2 separate regions of the Homo sapiens genome follow, and region 1 is linked to region 2. Evidence: chromatin loops called from intact Hi-C (ENCODE). Cell type or tissue: Calu3. All regions are shown on one strand. Each heading gives the region's core, and the rest is flanking DNA. Links, peaks and the distances in the headings are about the cores only.

Region 1 (8,754 bases), core at 1,774-6,773, 610 kb after region 2:
TCTGTAGCCCTGGGCACCCTAACCAGAAGTATTAATTTTATAGTTTAGCAAATACGGTAATGCACCAAATAACAACATTTCAGTCAGGGACAGACCTCATATACAACAGTGGTCCCATAAGATTATAATGGAACTGCCCTATATAGTGTAACCGTTTTTATCTTCTATACAGTGTTTTTACTGTACTTTTTCTATGGTTAGACATGTTGAGATATTAAAATACTTATCATTGTGTTATAATTGCCTACAGTATTCAGGACAGTAACATGCTGTACCGGTTTGAAGCCTGGTAGCAACAGGCTATGCCATACAGCTTAGGTGTGAAGTAGGGTTTACCATCTAGGTTTGTGTAAGTGCACTCTATGATGTTTGCACAATGACAAAATCGCCTAAGGATTCATGTCTCAGAATGTATCCCCATGGCTAACTGGTGCACGACTGTACTTACTAAGTCTATCCTATGTACCAGCCATTGTTCTAAGTGTGGGGACCAAAAAGACAACTTCTGACCCTCTTGAAGCTTACATTCTGAGAAAGCGAGTCAGACAGTGACCAAAATCAGTAAACCATATAGTGATTTAGAAGTCTTAAGTGCAATGGAAAGGAACAGAAAGGGAGGATGGAGAATTGGGGGCAAGGAGATGATGCAGTTTGATCAGGGCAAGCCCTGCTGAGAAAAAATGATTTTGGAGGAAACACCCAAACAGAGTGTGAAAGTAATCCATGTTCATGAAGAAGAACCTTTGAGGTAGAGGCCTATGCAGCTGAAAAGAGAAAAGTGAGGGAGAGATTAGTGGAGTTGACATCGGATAAATTGAGGGAAGGGCAGAGCATGTCAAGTCTTTAGAAAGTCAAGTCTTTAGGAAGACTTGGGCTCCTCTGAGATAAGGAGCTCATAGATGGCTTTGAGGAGGAGTAAGATTATCTGGCTTACATTGTAAAAGAATCACCCTGATTAGCAGAGTTGGAAATAATCAGCAGGGGATGTATCAGTAATTTATTACTAGATAAAAAATGCAGCAGAACTTGGCAGATTGAAACAAGAGGAAATGATTGTTGCTCACATTCTGGTGTGTCCAACAGGCAGTTCTTTTGGGGGACTTGCCTGTACTCACTTGTACAGTTTCATCTAGCTGGTGGGTTTCATGGGGGCTGGACTCCATGAAATATTTGAGCGTTTCCCTCCTCTTGGTTTTTCATCTTCTAGGAGGCCAGAAAAGGCTTTCTTTCATGGGGATGGCATTCTTCCAGCAGGGCAAGCCCCTATGCTCAAGAACTTCTTGTGCCTTTTCTTGCATCATGTTTGTTAATGGCCTATTGGCCAAAGCAAGTCATGGCCAATCCCAGAGTCTGGCCAATCCCAGAGTCAGTATGAGAGAGAACTATACAAGACTGTGAATACACGAAGGTAAGATACATTAGGAATCCCCAGCATAAGGAACTGCCACAGGGGCCTAAAGTAGAAATCATGGAAAACAATTGAGAGGCGCTACAAAATCCAGAAAAGAAATGGTGATAGACTGCAACAGAGTGCTAACAATGAAAGTTTTAAGAAGTACCCAAATTCTAAATATGTTTTACAGGATGACCTTATTTTTATTGTGTCAAGTCAGTAGGACAAGGCTATTAAGCTTCCAGGGATTGGTGATGGTCTTATTATGCGTGAGATGATGTCATAATATAGTAAATGAGGTCAGGGATAGGTTTCTTTTATTGCCAATAATTATTCAACGAGTTTTCTGTACAATTGTAAACTTAGCAATTCACTTAGTGCCGTGACTACACAGCACCCTGTCAATATCATCATCAGCTAATATTTATCGAGCACCCTCTGAGTACATGGTATTGCACTCACAGCAACAGAGGTGAGCTGCATTAATTCTTTCAGCCAGTGCAGGATTATTGAGTGGTTTATTACATCACTCTATTAATTGGTGCCCCAGCAGCTTCCGGAACAACATTTAGCTTCCATAATGCAATTCTTTTTCCTCTTAGAGTAGATTTAGCTTTGGTAGAATTTAACTGCACAAAGAAATGATAGGGCTATCTGCCTTTATAAATATGCTAATGTTTTTTGTTTATCTTATTATCAGAAACTTGGAGATACTGGTCCCATTTCATAGACGGAGAAGTTGAGGTAGACAGCGGTGAAGTAATTTAGCTAATGCTATGTGCTGAGATCAGGGATTGAAATTCAATCACTTTATCTATTGCACTATACTGCCTCTCAGTGGTGTATGTTATTCCCATTTTGCTCTCACACTAATATATGGTCATGAAAACACCCAAAAAGATTTAACTGGCGTCTATATTCTTTAAGGGAGTGTATGGCACTTTTCTTTGACATCTGCACAGACTAATCACTGGAAAAGTGGTTTGTTTGTTTGTTGTTGTTGTTTAAGCCCCTTATTATAGGGGATTTGTCAGCTGTTAAAATCACCACTTTTTTGTGTGAGTTAAATTCTCATCAGAAAGATGTTTTTGCTTTTATGGTACATCTAAAGTTTTAGGAACTAGCTCATGAAATAAATGATCTCATTGAGATCCCTACTTTCATTTTGTTCTGGAAACAGTTATTCACTGGCGATTGTTTTGGTTGATCATTCTTTTTGAGAGAGTTCTCTTTTTTTTTTTAATGAAAGAGTTAAATAGGGGAGCTAAGAAAACTGTGAGTGGAAGGGAGCCGTTTAAATGCAGAATTTCTTTGCAAATCTTGAAAGTAGCGCCATTAGATGTCACGTACTCTGAGATGCACTAGAGTGTACACCCTCCAGAATGTCTGTCTGTTGTAATTCCATCACATTACATATTTTAGTGCATATCTCTTCCTAGCAGCTTCCAGAGCTTTTCAGATATTCAGCATCAGAAATTGCACTGTTTTTTCCTGGATTTTACAAATAGCAACCAGATTATTGTAAAACAGAACTATCTGATAAGTAAGGTTGTGAATTGCTTTTGTGATTGTCATGGGTAAGAGCATTGAAGAAACTCGCAAACAGTGCAGCACACTGGTTCCTGTAAAAATAAAACCTGTAGCAGTGAATGCGTTTTTCTGATGAATACGTTCAAGGCTGTGATCATTGTGCAACTTCTGGTTGGATGCTTTCAAACGTTCCATATTGAGAAACATCAGTAACAAGAACCAAATAGTCCACCAAAGCCTGTATTCAACTCAATGGAGAGGAACGTAAATTCTTACTTAGAGTTTCATTGAGGCCAACTCTATTCGGTCCACCATGGGAAGCAGAGATTTAAGGTTCTCTCTTGATTTGCTTTCCATTTTTACTTTATGATAAGGTGGCTCCGCTACTTTGGTTTTCACTTAAGGGGTTGTTCCAATTACTATGCAAAACAGAAATGGAAAACAGACAAGACAGACTTCTGTTCAGCAGACAAAAACCAAAATGCCAGAACATGTTAATTAATGTGAGCAGTTTTATAAGCAAAATAATTTGTTTTAATTGGCTAAATAAGATCTGATATAATTATAATAAGCCAATAAACTAATTTCAGAAAACTATTTATATCACAAACCTTTAATCACATTATATACTCATTGCAAGTTTGGAAACGGATATAAAAATCGACCCAAATTATCTCATCTTTACAAATAAGAAAGATACATTAAGGGCTTTTTTGAAACTTCAAAGGTTATGCTCTTTTCTTATTTTGGAGAATTTCTTTTTCTTTTTGGAAAAAATATATAGGCAATTTCAGGAGCATGAATCTTTAGTGAATCAAGAAGGAAGCATTATGAGGGTGAAAAATCTTTCTTAAGAAAGCTTATTTTGTCCAAGGTAAAAGGCTTATTAAGATGAGGTTTCTTCCACAATGTTCTTTCATATCATATTCACCCTAAGGAAAAACAAACCTCGTAGAAGAGAGAGATTGTATAATTGGGCCTGAAATGACCTCCTAGAAGAGACCCTATAGAATTGAGAACTCTCTCTCTGAGGATTAGCTGCCCATGGGTCAACACAAACTGACTTCCAACTAATGTATAAACGATTGGGGGAAAACGATATGCTTCCAGAGGGCAGTTGTTAATTCTTCCTACCACAAGAATCTCAATTTGTTGGGATGAGCTAATTTTGACACCAACTTGAACACTGGTTGATGCGCAGCATGTGCACACACACACAAATACATAACAAAGTAAATAAATAAATGGCCTTTCATACAACCCCAGGGGTAAAAACGCTACAAATAAATTATGCACTTTTACATTATACTAGCTGTATTTTAACAACAGTTTTTAAAAGGCCAGGGACTGTATTATAAGCTCTTTCACATAATTTCCGAATGACAGAATTGCATGCCCATCAGAATTGCATGCCCACCAAATCAACATGTCTTTTTTAATAAGTGCATTCTAGGTACAAGGTAGTACTCAAAGGAATAGCAATATATATTGTACAAAAAAAAAAAATACTTCGCTCATGTAACCTTCAGTATACTTAAAATCTATGTGATGAAGTAAGATATAAATCAAATAAAAAAGACCTAGTAATATTAGAAGAATAACAGTTCACCAATGGTATGAGATATCCAAAGGCAGGACAAGATTAATGGGAAAATTATATGTATTAAAATGTTCTCGGCAATGGGTGCTTAGACATGGGAGGAAAGAGCATTTACTGTGAGCTAATATAATGTAGAAAAAATATTTTTGGTTGGAGAAGTATCTTATTTTGAACAAAGGATAGCATACATTTAACAAATCCTTCCATGCAAAAGGAAAACATAGGGAGATAGCAGGGTACAAAATGTGTTTGGAGGTGTATAGACCAGATTTTAAAACACTGCTAGAAATAGATGAATGTAGGCAAAATTGAATGGCTCATTCATGTATCAGACCCACATATACTGAACACTCACCATGTGTTAGGCACTGGTCTAGCTACTAGGAATATAGCAGTGAACAACAACAACAACAATAAAAACACGCTGACTTCATGAAGTTTATGCAAATATTTCAAGACAGTAAGTGTGTGACACCATTGATTATCCTAATATGGGGAGCACAGGCAGTTCTTTATCTTAGTTCTATTGTTTTTCATTTGTGCACAGACAGGCAGAGACCATGGTGTGTGTGTGTGTGTGTGTGTGTGTGTGTGTGTGTATAAAAATATATATTTCAAATAAAAGCATTTATTCAACTTGTTGAAAATTCAACAATATTGTTCATCACCATGTACACAGAAAAACATCACATAGGTTGATGGAATTTTTTATGTTGTTCCAGATTGTTTTAGTATTATATAGACTTAGCCAGAGAGAAAATAAAAGAGAACATAATTAATGCATTTACTTAAAAAGAAAGAATTAAAGGTGATTAAACGCTGTGGGTATTTGTGTGGTTAGTTCTGTCTTTCTGTGTAACCTTAAAAGGATGACTATCAGCTAATAACTTTTCCTTTTCCATGCATGGAATGGGTGGCCTGAGGGGCCCATCTTCAAGCAGAATGTAAATGCCAAGTATGAGGACCGAAATCAATGAGTATCACCTTCCTACAGCTTTTTTTTTTTTTTTTTTTTTTTTTTTTTTGCAGAGAACTGCATTTGTTTCTATCTGTGCAGCCATAGCTACATCATTCATATGTAATGTTTGTCTTTTATATTATTTTGTATAATTTTGATGATTTTCGTGGAAAACGTGATGAAAACATTTCCCCAAAAAAAGTGTTGCTGAATTTAAATGTGTTTAAAAACTTAATCCCCATGAGCATAGATGATCAAACACTCAACAAATATTTACCGAATAAGCAAGCTACTTTGTTTACAGATTGTGGGAGGTACTAAAGATGCAAAGTGTTTAAAATGTGAATATTGTTCTCATTTAATTTAAACATATATGGAAGAACGGGGCACAAACCAGAAAAGCCAAGTAATAATAAACCAATGTGGCATAAGCTAAGTCTGAATGCCTGACATGGATAAAAATAACTAGAAGGTAGGAAGACAAGGGTTAATATCCTGGCTTTGCCATTTGCTCCTTGTGTGATGTCGGGTAAGTTAATTTTGCTAAATCTCAGTTTTGTTGTCTGTAAAATGGTTCCAGCAACAGCCATTTGGTGAGTTGTTGCAAGGTTAGAAATTAGAGGCAATGATAAGTCCCTGTCATTTAAGAAGCATTCCCATTACTATGAACTATTTCATTATTGGGTAGGTGTTAGCTATATACTAGCTATTATATAATAGCTTTACATGGATTAGCTATTAAGTTCTCACAATATTTTACAGATGGGGAGAGCAGGGTTTAGAGAGTAAAAGAATTTGACCCATGTTCCACAATTAGGAAACAAATTTCAGGGTGGGAATTTGGACTTAGGACTAACCCCAAAGCCCAGCTCCTAATTATGATACATCCGAGAGCACTGTGATAGCTATGGGAATTAACAGTTTCATCAATGTAAACCAAGAAAGTCAAGGATATACTTGTGGAGGACATGTAACCTGTCCTGGTCTCTGATAAAAGATTGGAGTTAAATATGTTGATATGAAAGAGAAAAGGCCGTTCTAAACAGAACGAATAATGTACTTGAGGCTCTGAAAGGGATGCATATGCATCAGGCTGGGCGGACAGTAAGCTCTTGTGCAGTAGGGATAGAACCAGTGTTTACATGGATAGGTTGGTGTCAAACCACAGAGGCGACTGAAGTTGAGGCAAACAAATCTGCACTTGATTCTCTAAGGAATTGTGAACCTTAGATGATGTGCAAGCCGATACATAAGATAATGAAATAAAACAGACTTTCAATTGACCAATCAATAACTATTGGGAATGGATGTCATTCAGAGTGGCATTTTAAGAAGGATGAATTGGAGAAGAAAAAAAAAAACCTCTTAAAACGGCTGTTTTCAATGGCTGTGTCACGACAGTTGGGAGAAGTGTCACAATGAACAAGGCACTAATAGAAAAGTATTTGTTTGCCAAACATTAGCTAGTTTATAGATTAGGGCAGAGTCAAGGTCGTATGTAGAATAATGTCATTCTCCTTTCATTCAGATTCCAAGTGCATTCTTGAGAAGGGGAAAGGCGGTGTTACGATCTCTGGTGCAGTCCTTGCCAGAACCCTAGGAATGCCCCCTGGAATGGGTGTTGCATTTCACCGCCCTTCATGTGTTTCAGCACAACTAAAACAGCCTAAAGAAGAGCTGCATTGAAGAATTATTGCAACTGTCCAGGCAAAAGTACACAAATCAAGAAATGTCAGAGGTCTGAAAACAGTAACTTTAAGAGATATGGGGTTGGTATTTAAGTTATTGGTAATTGAATGATTGTGGTGGGGGAAGAACTGAGCCCTGAATGGCTTGAAGGATTTTACATTTTACACTGGTGAGGAGATTTGGAGAAAGGGCTTGCTTCGAGGGTGAGTTCATGAGTTGAGTGGTAGAACTTATTGAGTTTTAAGCATATTATCCAAGTGGAAAAACCCAGAGGGGAATTTGAAGAACTGTAGCTTGTAAAGAGGGTCAGAGTGGAAAGAAGTCTTTATGAGTCATCCATTTTGAGGTGATGAAATATTGTCCATGTTATCCATTTTTAAAATTTTAAAAAGCTGTTGAGTGGGTTTCCTAACAATGGAAGTTCACATTTACTGATGCACTTGCTATGTGCTGGGAGCAGGACCTACCACGGCACAGACATTGTTTATTCTTAATGACAACCCATGAAGCAGGTAGCCTTACACCCATCTTAAGATGAGGACACAATGAGACAAAATAACTCAGTCAAGGTCACACAGCAGTAGGTAGTGGAGCTGGGATTCAATCTTAGGCAGGGTAACCTGGTTCCAAAAACTGAGCACTTAACTACTGTATCATACGCTGTCATATAAGCATATGAATGTAAAGCTCTCCCACAGAGAAATAAGTCACATAAAAGTTACATTCCTGTAAGAAATATTAATATGACTTGGTCACCCCAGTATAATCACCTAGCCCCCCACCCTACTCAAGGTATCTTAAATCACACATATCCACTCCACTACAAATGATATCCACTCAGGGAACCCACCTCCTCACTAAGGAAGCGGTAAAAATAAACAACAGCACTGATAGCCATTTGTAGCTTTAAAAAAATCTCTCCTTTTGTCTGCTTTGGAGATTTCTTTTTATCTCTCATTGACAATGTTTTGCAGATGCTGTTCAATAAACCTCGGGCCCCTTCCCCTGTTTTTATTGTGCTGAAATAGTTGCGTGCTGAAATAGTTGCATCCTTGTAACTGGGTCTTTATTTTTATTGGCAGAAAATTCTCAGTCCACTTATTCCCTTGTATAAAGTAAATTTTAACTGTAGAACCTGTATCAATAATGTCATTTAAAGGAGGCTGCTTCCAATACACTCTGCAAAATGTCCGCAGAGATTTCCGGATTTCCCAGTCACCACTTCCCTCCCTGCTAGCCAGGCCTTGCAGCTCCCTTTTCCCTTCTACATCTGAGCACTCTCTGTTCTCTGGCCAGCTGCCTTCTGTTCAGCCCCTGTGTGTTCTCCATTCTCTGCTCTGCCTTAATGATAAGTAGAGTTTCATCCTAAGCACATTAGGGTGGAGGTGGGGATTACTTCTTTATTTGGGTCCAAGGGAAAAACATACCCTCCTATTGGCAAACCATGAAGAGTATGACACTTCGAGTTTAACAAGATTAAGCAATCCCTCTTTGGGCACAGCAATGTGGCCAGTGTGGGGGAAGAGAGTGTTATTCTTCTTGGACCATTTCTCATTCTATATCTGGTGGCTTACATAGGAATTC
Region 2 (8,754 bases), core at 1,400-6,399:
AAGTTAAAAAACAAGACTCTAGAGTTGGTTTCTCCAAAACTTTAAAGCTTGAAGGGAACAATGCTTCGGTAAGTAGAGTATATAAAATATATCACTGGGACAGCAATATCATTAAGTAAAATTCTTATAATAAATAACATCACTCAACATAATATAAAAAAATGCATTGTGTTTCAAAATATCATGTCCATAGACTTGTCTTGAAATATACTTTGAAGGCTAAATTTATTTTTATGCTTTCTATAAAATTTGCTGCAATTTTTAAAAACCCCTTTTCCTTTCTAATTAATAAATCCTGTCAGGAAGATTGTGTGTGTCAGAACCTCACATGAGAGTATATACTGTCAGCCATGCATGTTACCTAAAATAAAGAGAGAGTTTAACCCATATCATTTTTAGCATCTTACTTAAACATCTGCATCTTACTGTCTATTGGAGATATGTTCCTAGTTTAACTTCTTCAGCTGTTGTTGCCTAATTTTCTTATTTGGCAACAAGAGTACAATGGTAGAAGTTAAAAATGAACAACATCCTTGGCGTTATACAAATTTGCACAAAATCAGCTATCTGTTATATTTCTTTGAAAGGCAATTGACTAAATCATTTATGTTCAATATATTAAATTTTGGATATATCTGTAAAAATTAAATTAAGGGAACAATTCCATTTTCAATAGCATCTAAAGGAATAAAATAATTAGGAATAATTGTATCAATTGGAGTATAAGATACGTACACTGAAAGCTACAAAATAATGTTGACAGAGATTAACAAAGAACTAAGTTAATGGAAAGAAACCCAATGGTTATGGATCAAAAGAATGAATATAGTTAAGAATGCAATATTCCTCAAATTGATCTACAGATTCAACACAATCCCTGTCAAAATCCCAGCTTGCTTTTTTTTTTTTTTCTCTTCAGAATGTCACAACTGGATCCAAAAATTCCTTTGGAAATGCAAGGGACCCAGAATAGCCAAAATAATTTTGTAAAAGAAGAACAAATTTGAAAAATTCACACTTCCTGATTTCAAAATTTATACTGCAAAGCTTGAAATACTCAAAACAATGTGGAACTGGCATGAGGATAGACACATAGATCAATAGAATAGAAGATTCAAGAAATAAACTCACATTCTCATGGCCAAGTGATTTTCTGTACAGGTGGCAAGACAGTTTAACAGGGGAAAGAAAGGTATTTTTTGACTAATGGTGCTAGGACAACTGGATGTCCACATGCAAAAGAATGAAGTTGGACCAGTACCTCATACTATACACAAAATTTAACTCAAAGTTAATCGTAGGCTAAACGTCAGTGCTAAAACTATAAAAATCCTAAAAGAAAATATAGAGTAAATCTTTGTGAGACTGGGTTGTTAATGGTTTCTTAGATATAACAAATAACAACAAACGATTAAATTAGACCTCATCAAAACTTTTTTTTTTTAAATTGTGCTTCAAAGGACACCAGCAAGAAAGTAAAAAAGAAAAAACTCCACAAAATGAGAGAAATATTTGAAAATCATTCATCTGATGACTTATATTCAGAATATGTAAAAAACTCTAGAAATTCAATAATAAAAAGAAAAATAATCCAATTAAAGAATGGATAAGAGATCAGGATAGACATTTCTCCAAAGAATATGTACAACCAAGAAACACATTAAAAGATACCACATTACTAATTAGGGAAATGAAAATCAAAGCCACAATGAAGTCTCACCTCACACTCATGAGATGGACATACTAAAAAAGATAGACAAGCACAAATGTTGATAAGGATGTGGAGAAATTAGAACCTTCGTACACTGGCGGTGGAAATCTGAAATAGTGCAATCACTTTAAAAAATAGCTTGCCTCAAAGAGTTAAACTTATAGTTACCCTATGACCCAGCCATTTCTCTCCTAGGTCTATATACAAGATAGATGACAACACATCTACACAAAAACTTTCACAGAAATGTTCATAGCAACATTATTCACATTAGTCAAGAAGTGTAAACAACCCAGAAGGGCATCAACTGATGAATGGATCAACAAAACATTGTATAACCAATCAATGGAATATTATTTAGCAATAAAAAGAAATGAAGAAGTACCAGTGGTGCTACAACATAGATGAATCTTGGAAACATTACGCTAAATGAAAAAATCAAAAGCCACTCACAAAAAACCAGGTATTGTAAGATTCCATTTGGAAATATAATAATATATAATAATAAAGGAGAACTAGGCATGATGTCTCTTTGTTTTTGCTTTTGTTGATAACAAATCTTAGTGTTTTTCAATGCCAATAACATAATATATATATATGTGTATATATATATATATATATATATATAATAGTGCTACCAAAAGGAAAATCATTCTCATTTAGGTACAGAAATTTTTCCTGAAGTAATATTTATTTATTTATTTCTGAAGAGGAGAGGGTTATGGTTTGGGTCAAAATACTAATGTTAATGCATGTTGTGTGTGAAAAACATAGTTTGTGTAAAGGTAAGTAAGCCGCTAATTTCATTCATTTACTTAAACAAAACTATGTAGTGTTCACTCCTTATGTTGTGTTCAGTGCTACCTGAGGCCAAAGATCTTTAAAGGTGAACAAACTTCAGTTTTAAAAAAAAGGATGCTTAACAAATGAACAAATACAATTATAAAGTACTTGATGATGATGATAACTTCTATGAAGAAAATAAAGGAGAGTAATGGGATAGTAATGGAGGGGAGGACTGGATAAGGGACAAGATCTGCAAAATCTAAGGAGGGTACTCCAGGAAAGTGTAAAAGGGAAAAGTCAGTTGATAAGGAGAAATCAGTTTGAAGTTGTCAGGAGCAGGAAGAGCCCGCAGGGCCTTGTGGTGATCCACACAGCCTGGGAGGAGGTCAAACGATTAAGCAAGGCTGGACCATTTGAGAACTAGTAAGACCACCAAGGAGTCTGGATCTTATTCAAACTATAATAGGAAGTCATTGGAGGGCTGTAAGTGAGACAGTGCCATGATCAGATAGAATTTTTAAGAGTATATTGACTGTGTAGGAAGAAAGTGGGGCCAAGGGGGCCTTGTAGCAGCTCTTCAGGCAAAGGTCAATGGTACTGTGGGCTAGGATGGCAGCCACAGAGTTAGTGAAAAGTTCTCAAATACAAGTGACTTAAGACATTTCTTTTTCTGCTTGATTTTATTCTTGTGAGATGTAAGACTATTGAACATTTTGTTTAGCGTTTAAAAGTGAATTTCTGACTGATTATCTGGCCTTGCCAAAATGAAAGGCACACAATGGCATCTGACTATTTTTCTGGGCAGCTCCAGCCACCTCTACCTCAGTACTTCGGGTGTAATCAATAAACATAACAGAGGCTATTCATTCCACCAGGATGGATTCCAACAAAAGGCCTCTGTTCACACTGGTAATAGGCAGACTTCACCCGCTCCATCACATTATGTATTATGTCTCGCACTCTTCAGTCACCTACCTGCTTTACTGTTCAGTGGTAATGAAATGCTCTGTTGACATAAGAATCATTATAAAGCTGAGCTGTTTACACTTGTGGTGGCCAAGACAATGTCCCTCCAATGGAAGGCAAAGCACTGCTCATTCCTAAAGGACAGATATTCACACATTTTTGGGATTATGAAATTCAGCAAGTTCTTGGCTTGGGTTGGGTTGTAAAGGTGACCTACAGAAAATAATATGTTCAATGTAACCTTTTAAATTTATGTTAATAGGCTTAATACATTTGAGTGGGCACATGCTACTGAGAATAACTTTAAAGCATTTGTGGAGACTTGGTCATTATTATCTTTTGTCAGATTTCTTCCATTGTGAGGAGAACCTCTATCTTTTCTCAGATTTGAATTCACTAGGCTAATGGCCATAGAGGTACCTACAAGCACTTGTAAAACAGTTAACATTCATTAACGTGAATTTTTCAGTAGAAGGCTGACTGCTCTGGGTTTATTTCAGAGCAATTAAATATGATTTATTCTCCATCATTTATTGACTTATTCATCCAGCAAATGATTATTGACTGCTTACTGCTATGTTGTACAATGTGAGACATACAAAGAAGGCTAATTAATAATAATAATGGCTAGCGTTTATTGAGTAGACACTGTGAGCCAGTACTCACTTAGCGTTTCATATGCCTTATCTTATTCTTTAAAAATACCTGATGATGCAACTGCCATTATTATTTCCAACGTATAGAGATGAAAACTAACGCATAGAGAGCTTAAACTATAAGCCCAAGGACACCAAGATGGTGCATGGCAAGGCTGTATGTGCAGATCTGGGAATCGAACACAGGGACTCTGACCCAACAGCCCTTGAATAAGTGCTAAGGTATTCCACCTGCCAAGACATGGCAAACATCCTAGTCTCAAAATGCATGCAGGCTAGCAGGAAAAGCAAGGTATTTATGAAGACAAGAATAGTTTACAGTAAGTTCAAGTTCAACACAGGTAAAAACAAATAGCTATAAGTATTGAAAACAAATCACTTCCATCCAAAAGCACTGGCTGTCAGACTTGGCTGCAGGTTGAAATCACCTGAGGAGTTAAAAAACATACAGATGCCTTGGGTCTCCACCCTAGAGTTTCTGACTTAACGGACCTGGCATGCGCTTGTGCAGCTGGATTTTTGAAAGTTCCCCAGGTAATTCTAATGTGCATCCAAGTTGAAAAACACTGAACTAGAGGTACTAGGGAAAATGTTAAAAAGGAGAGAGAGTCAGAGTTGATATTTCAAGAATAAGTCACTATTTCAAAAGTCAGAAATGTCAGGGGGTGAGAATGGAGATGGATGGGCAGGTTGAGATTTGGAATAGATCCCTTCCACTCCAGTTGTGATCCTGCGACCAGCAGCATTGACATCCCATGGAATTGGTTAGAAATGTGCAATCTCAGGCTGTCTGTCCCAGACCCCCTGAATCAAAATCTGCATTCTCAAGTGATTTGCATTTGCATTATAGCTTGAGAAGCGCTGGCATAGGGGAAAATATCAAGATAAGAAACGACAGACAATTTGGTGATGGGCAAAGGGGACCCATGGCAATAGATGGAATATAGAGCATAGCACATAGTGAGGTAGGTGCCACACAGTGGAGATCAAGTCATCAGGTGCCTTGATCACTATAATAAGCAGTTAGGATTTTGTTTTGTGGAAAGTTGGAAGTCTAAGAGCTCCTAAGTAAAAGTGATGTGTACAGAGATGGCTTAACATGATCATCTGGTGACCATTTGTAGACCAGATTAGGGGAAGGAGAGACCAGAGGTATGGAGGTTCTTACAGAGGCCTCCACATGAATTCTAAATTCACAAATATAGAGTGAAACTCTCAGACTTGGGTGCAATTCAGGAAGCAAGTTCTTATCTTCAAAACACATTGTTTTACTTTCAGGGATTCTTATCTCTTCTAGCAGCCTGACATTGGAGTTACGTTCTGTATATGAATAGAGACACAGGCTGCATCTTACTCTGAGTGGCAGCCAGTGTACATACAGCAGCTTTGTTATTTTATCCATAGTATACTTTCCCCTCAATACTGGAAGACTGTAGAGAGGAACATAAAGAGAGTTGTAATAGTAGAAGAAGACATTCATGTTTGTCTAGCAGCAATATGATAACTATCATACCATAAATTTTCTATGTGGTCATGGTCTAGGGTGTTGCATTTGATACAATATTCTGGTTGAGAAAGATTACTATTAATTCTTGGGAAATGATATTCTTATATGTTATATCAACTACACATTCTTAATCCTGAAACTACACAAAATATAATTTTTTCTTTGACGGTCCTTTCAGATCAATAGCAATGACAGTGCCTAAGGACCACTGTTATAAGTGTCAGCAACCATTTTATGCTTAAAAATGTGCTAACTTAAGGAGATGTCTGGTTGGTCAAGTGCTGGGCACATGTATTGACATTATATTCTTTTAATCCAAGAGAAAACTTTTCATAATGCAGTGTCTAAGGCATTATGTTGCATATAGTAGGTTCATTTGTTACAGGAACAAAAGCACATGCACGGACTGTATATGAAAAGATATTGTATTGCAAATAGACTTTTAAAATATCAAATTTATAAGATTTACATGAAATAAACTGCATTTAAAGCATATGAATAGAATTTTAAAATTGAAAATAACTGGAGTAGGTGAATAATCCAATGCATTAAAAGTGTCTATGAAGTTATCTGCTAATCATCAATACAAGAATCTGTTACCAAAATGATCATAAAATGGTAACTCTTAGTGTAGTCACTATGCTTTTTTTTTTTTTTTTTTTTTTTTTGAGACTGTTTCGCTTTTGTTGTCCAGGCTGGAAAGCAATGGGGCAATCTCAGCTTACTGCAACCTCCGCCTCTTGGTTTCAAGATATTCTCCTGCCTCAGCCTCCTGAGTAGCTGGGATTACAGGTGCCCACCACCACGCCCAGCTAATTTTGTATTTTTAGTAGAGACAGGGTTTCACTATGTTGGTCAAGCTGGTCTTGAACTCCTGACCTCAGGTAATCTGCCCACCTCGGCCTCCCAAAGTGTTGGGATTACAGGCGTTAGCCACCGCGCCCAGCCTAGTCACTATTTTAAAATTCACACTAGCAGGGAGAAATTTCATAAAGTTTACCCGTATCTTAAAACTTGATACTGCAATTTATATATGTTGCCACCAGATGGTGGTGTGTGCTTTAGTTGTGATCACATGATCTCAATCATTGTAACTATTATAAAATAGGTGAGATGAACTGATTGATATTCAGACTCTGAATACCCATCTTATTTTCATTTGGGAAAAAATAATAATAATGGGTTGCCTATTGTAGGCAGCCATTTGCCATAAAAATAAGACAAGACTCCAAGCCCACAAATGATTCAGTATTTTAGCAATATATTAGCACAATAAGTATCATATCAAAAATTTCAAATATCATTAAGATGAAGCTTCTATAATATAAGATGAATCACAGAAGACAGAATTCTGATTTCTTCCAGGAGGAATCTGGGAAGATTTCAGAATAATGTTATTCTATTAACATTAGCTTTGAAAAAAGAAATAGTTTACCAAACGTGGAGAAGAAAGGAAGATCATTGCAAAAGAAAGAAACAAACCATGCTGTACACAGATAATGATGCATTTACAAAACAATCGTGAATCTGTGTGATCAAAACGTAGGGTTCATAATTGAAAAGTGGGGTTAGACGATACTTGATGGTAGGTTTAAAATACATGACAAAGGTCAAGACATGAAGACATGCCCTTTGAAGCTAATCTTACAGGCAAGAGGGAGCCATGACATGATGAAATCTGTAAGATAAAACGATTTAAAGAAAGAAACACATGGATACAATTTTTGTCTTAAGGAGAAACATGGCTCATAAAGGGGATCCTTGATAAGGAAATATTCCCAACAAGAATCTTCCAGTCGTCTCTCACTTTCTCAGCTTTTCTCCTCCAGCTAGGCTATCAAATCAACTTGTATTGCATTCTCTATCTGTGTTAACATTCCGGGAGTGGAATGACATAATAACTTGCTAGAACCACTATCTTGCTTCCTCTTCGCTACCTTCTCTCCAGCTGAAATGTCAAGTGAGATATTATTGCCTCTAGTTCCCTTCTTCTCTTTTTTCCTCCCAGTGACCATGGCTGTGCTCTGGGCTGTTAGAGCTGTCTGTAAAGGTTTGGAACCCATTTGGAATGAGGTTGGGGGTAGGAGCGGGATAATTACCTATCCTAATCTAAATCTCTTAATGGCTACTTTGTGCATTGCTTGCCTTTACTTTGCATGTTTGGTGTTTATCATCGAATAGAAGTGAGGGCAATGTGCCCTATAGCTGATCTGTTCTAGGAATAAGTGGTCTGCTCATATGGGGTGCTAAATGCTGCCTAAGTCCCTTACCCCGGAATTAGGGCTACTTCTCTGCTCTCCATAGAAACTGCTTTTTGGAGCTGGCTCTGCTTTCCACTTGGCTTGCCAGAAGACCAAAGACTCACAGTTTGGTCACTGATAATACTAATCCTCTCTGACAATTATTTGGCAACCTTTCCTATTAGAATATCTTTGAAGTGTTCCTGGTTGGGGATGGGGGGTGGGGTGGAATCTTGGCTGGCAGGAAAGGACACAGGCCTTTTAATCTCAGAACCAAAAATACTCTGCGCTCTGATTTCTCCAACTTCATTTCACTATGAAGGGCATTCTGCTCCTCCAAGTCGGTGTGACATATCACAGGGCACTCGCGAGTGCTTCTGGAAGCCCTGCCGCGGAGGTCGACTCTTTTACCAGAGACAGAAGGTCGGGAAGATGCAGCGAGTACAGCGTTCTTATTATAACTCGCCTCCTCACAGGTTTCTGGGCAGAGCACTAACCTGCCCTAACCTGTTACTTCTCTGAGGATGCTTGTTGATGGCTGTGAACTGTTCAAAGGCTTTGGGGAAGAACAAAGAAAGAAAAATAGGAAGTCGAATTCCAACCCATTCAATATCTTCCTATTTAAGCGAGCTCAAGGTCTCCTGTGCCTGTCAGAATGCGGAGTGGGTGAGGGGAACACAGCCTCGAAGGTTCTGGAGGCCTCTGGAAAACACATACAAATGAGAGCCGCATCACAACCTTTTTGCTGCTCCTTGGCAGAGCTGTACACGGTCCAAAAGATCCTTCTCGATACTGCTGCCCTTCCTTTGCTCCTTCATTCCCCTTTGGCAGCCCCACTCAGCAGGAATAGCTTATTTTAAGCCCCATCTTTTCTCCAGGAGAGTGCTC

The links. A loop is a pair of places that touch in the nucleus more often than their neighbours do. Peaks named below come from ENCODE experiments on the same cell type or tissue, not always from the same donor. Only the 100,000 strongest peaks of a DNase experiment are listed, where the experiment ranks them.
Region 1: a loop joins it to region 2, with 4 times the contacts of the local background. A loop is called at or near these places in 6 of 110 quality-filtered maps.

Annotation. Positions count from the first base shown.
Region 1 is chr5:167,563,561-167,572,314 of GRCh38, forward strand. The region is part of intron 4 of TENM2 (teneurin transmembrane protein 2); the gene reads left to right. Among named protein-coding and RNA genes, the nearest start is that of TENM2-AS4, 92 kb to the right of the region's middle. In Calu3, for the core only: no CTCF peak of the experiment used is centred there; no DNase peak of the experiment used is centred there.
Region 2 is chr5:166,954,558-166,963,311 of GRCh38, forward strand. No RefSeq gene overlaps it. Among named protein-coding and RNA genes, the nearest start is that of TENM2, 20 kb to the right of the region's middle. In Calu3, for the core only: no CTCF peak of the experiment used is centred there; a DNase peak (open chromatin) is centred at 3,404.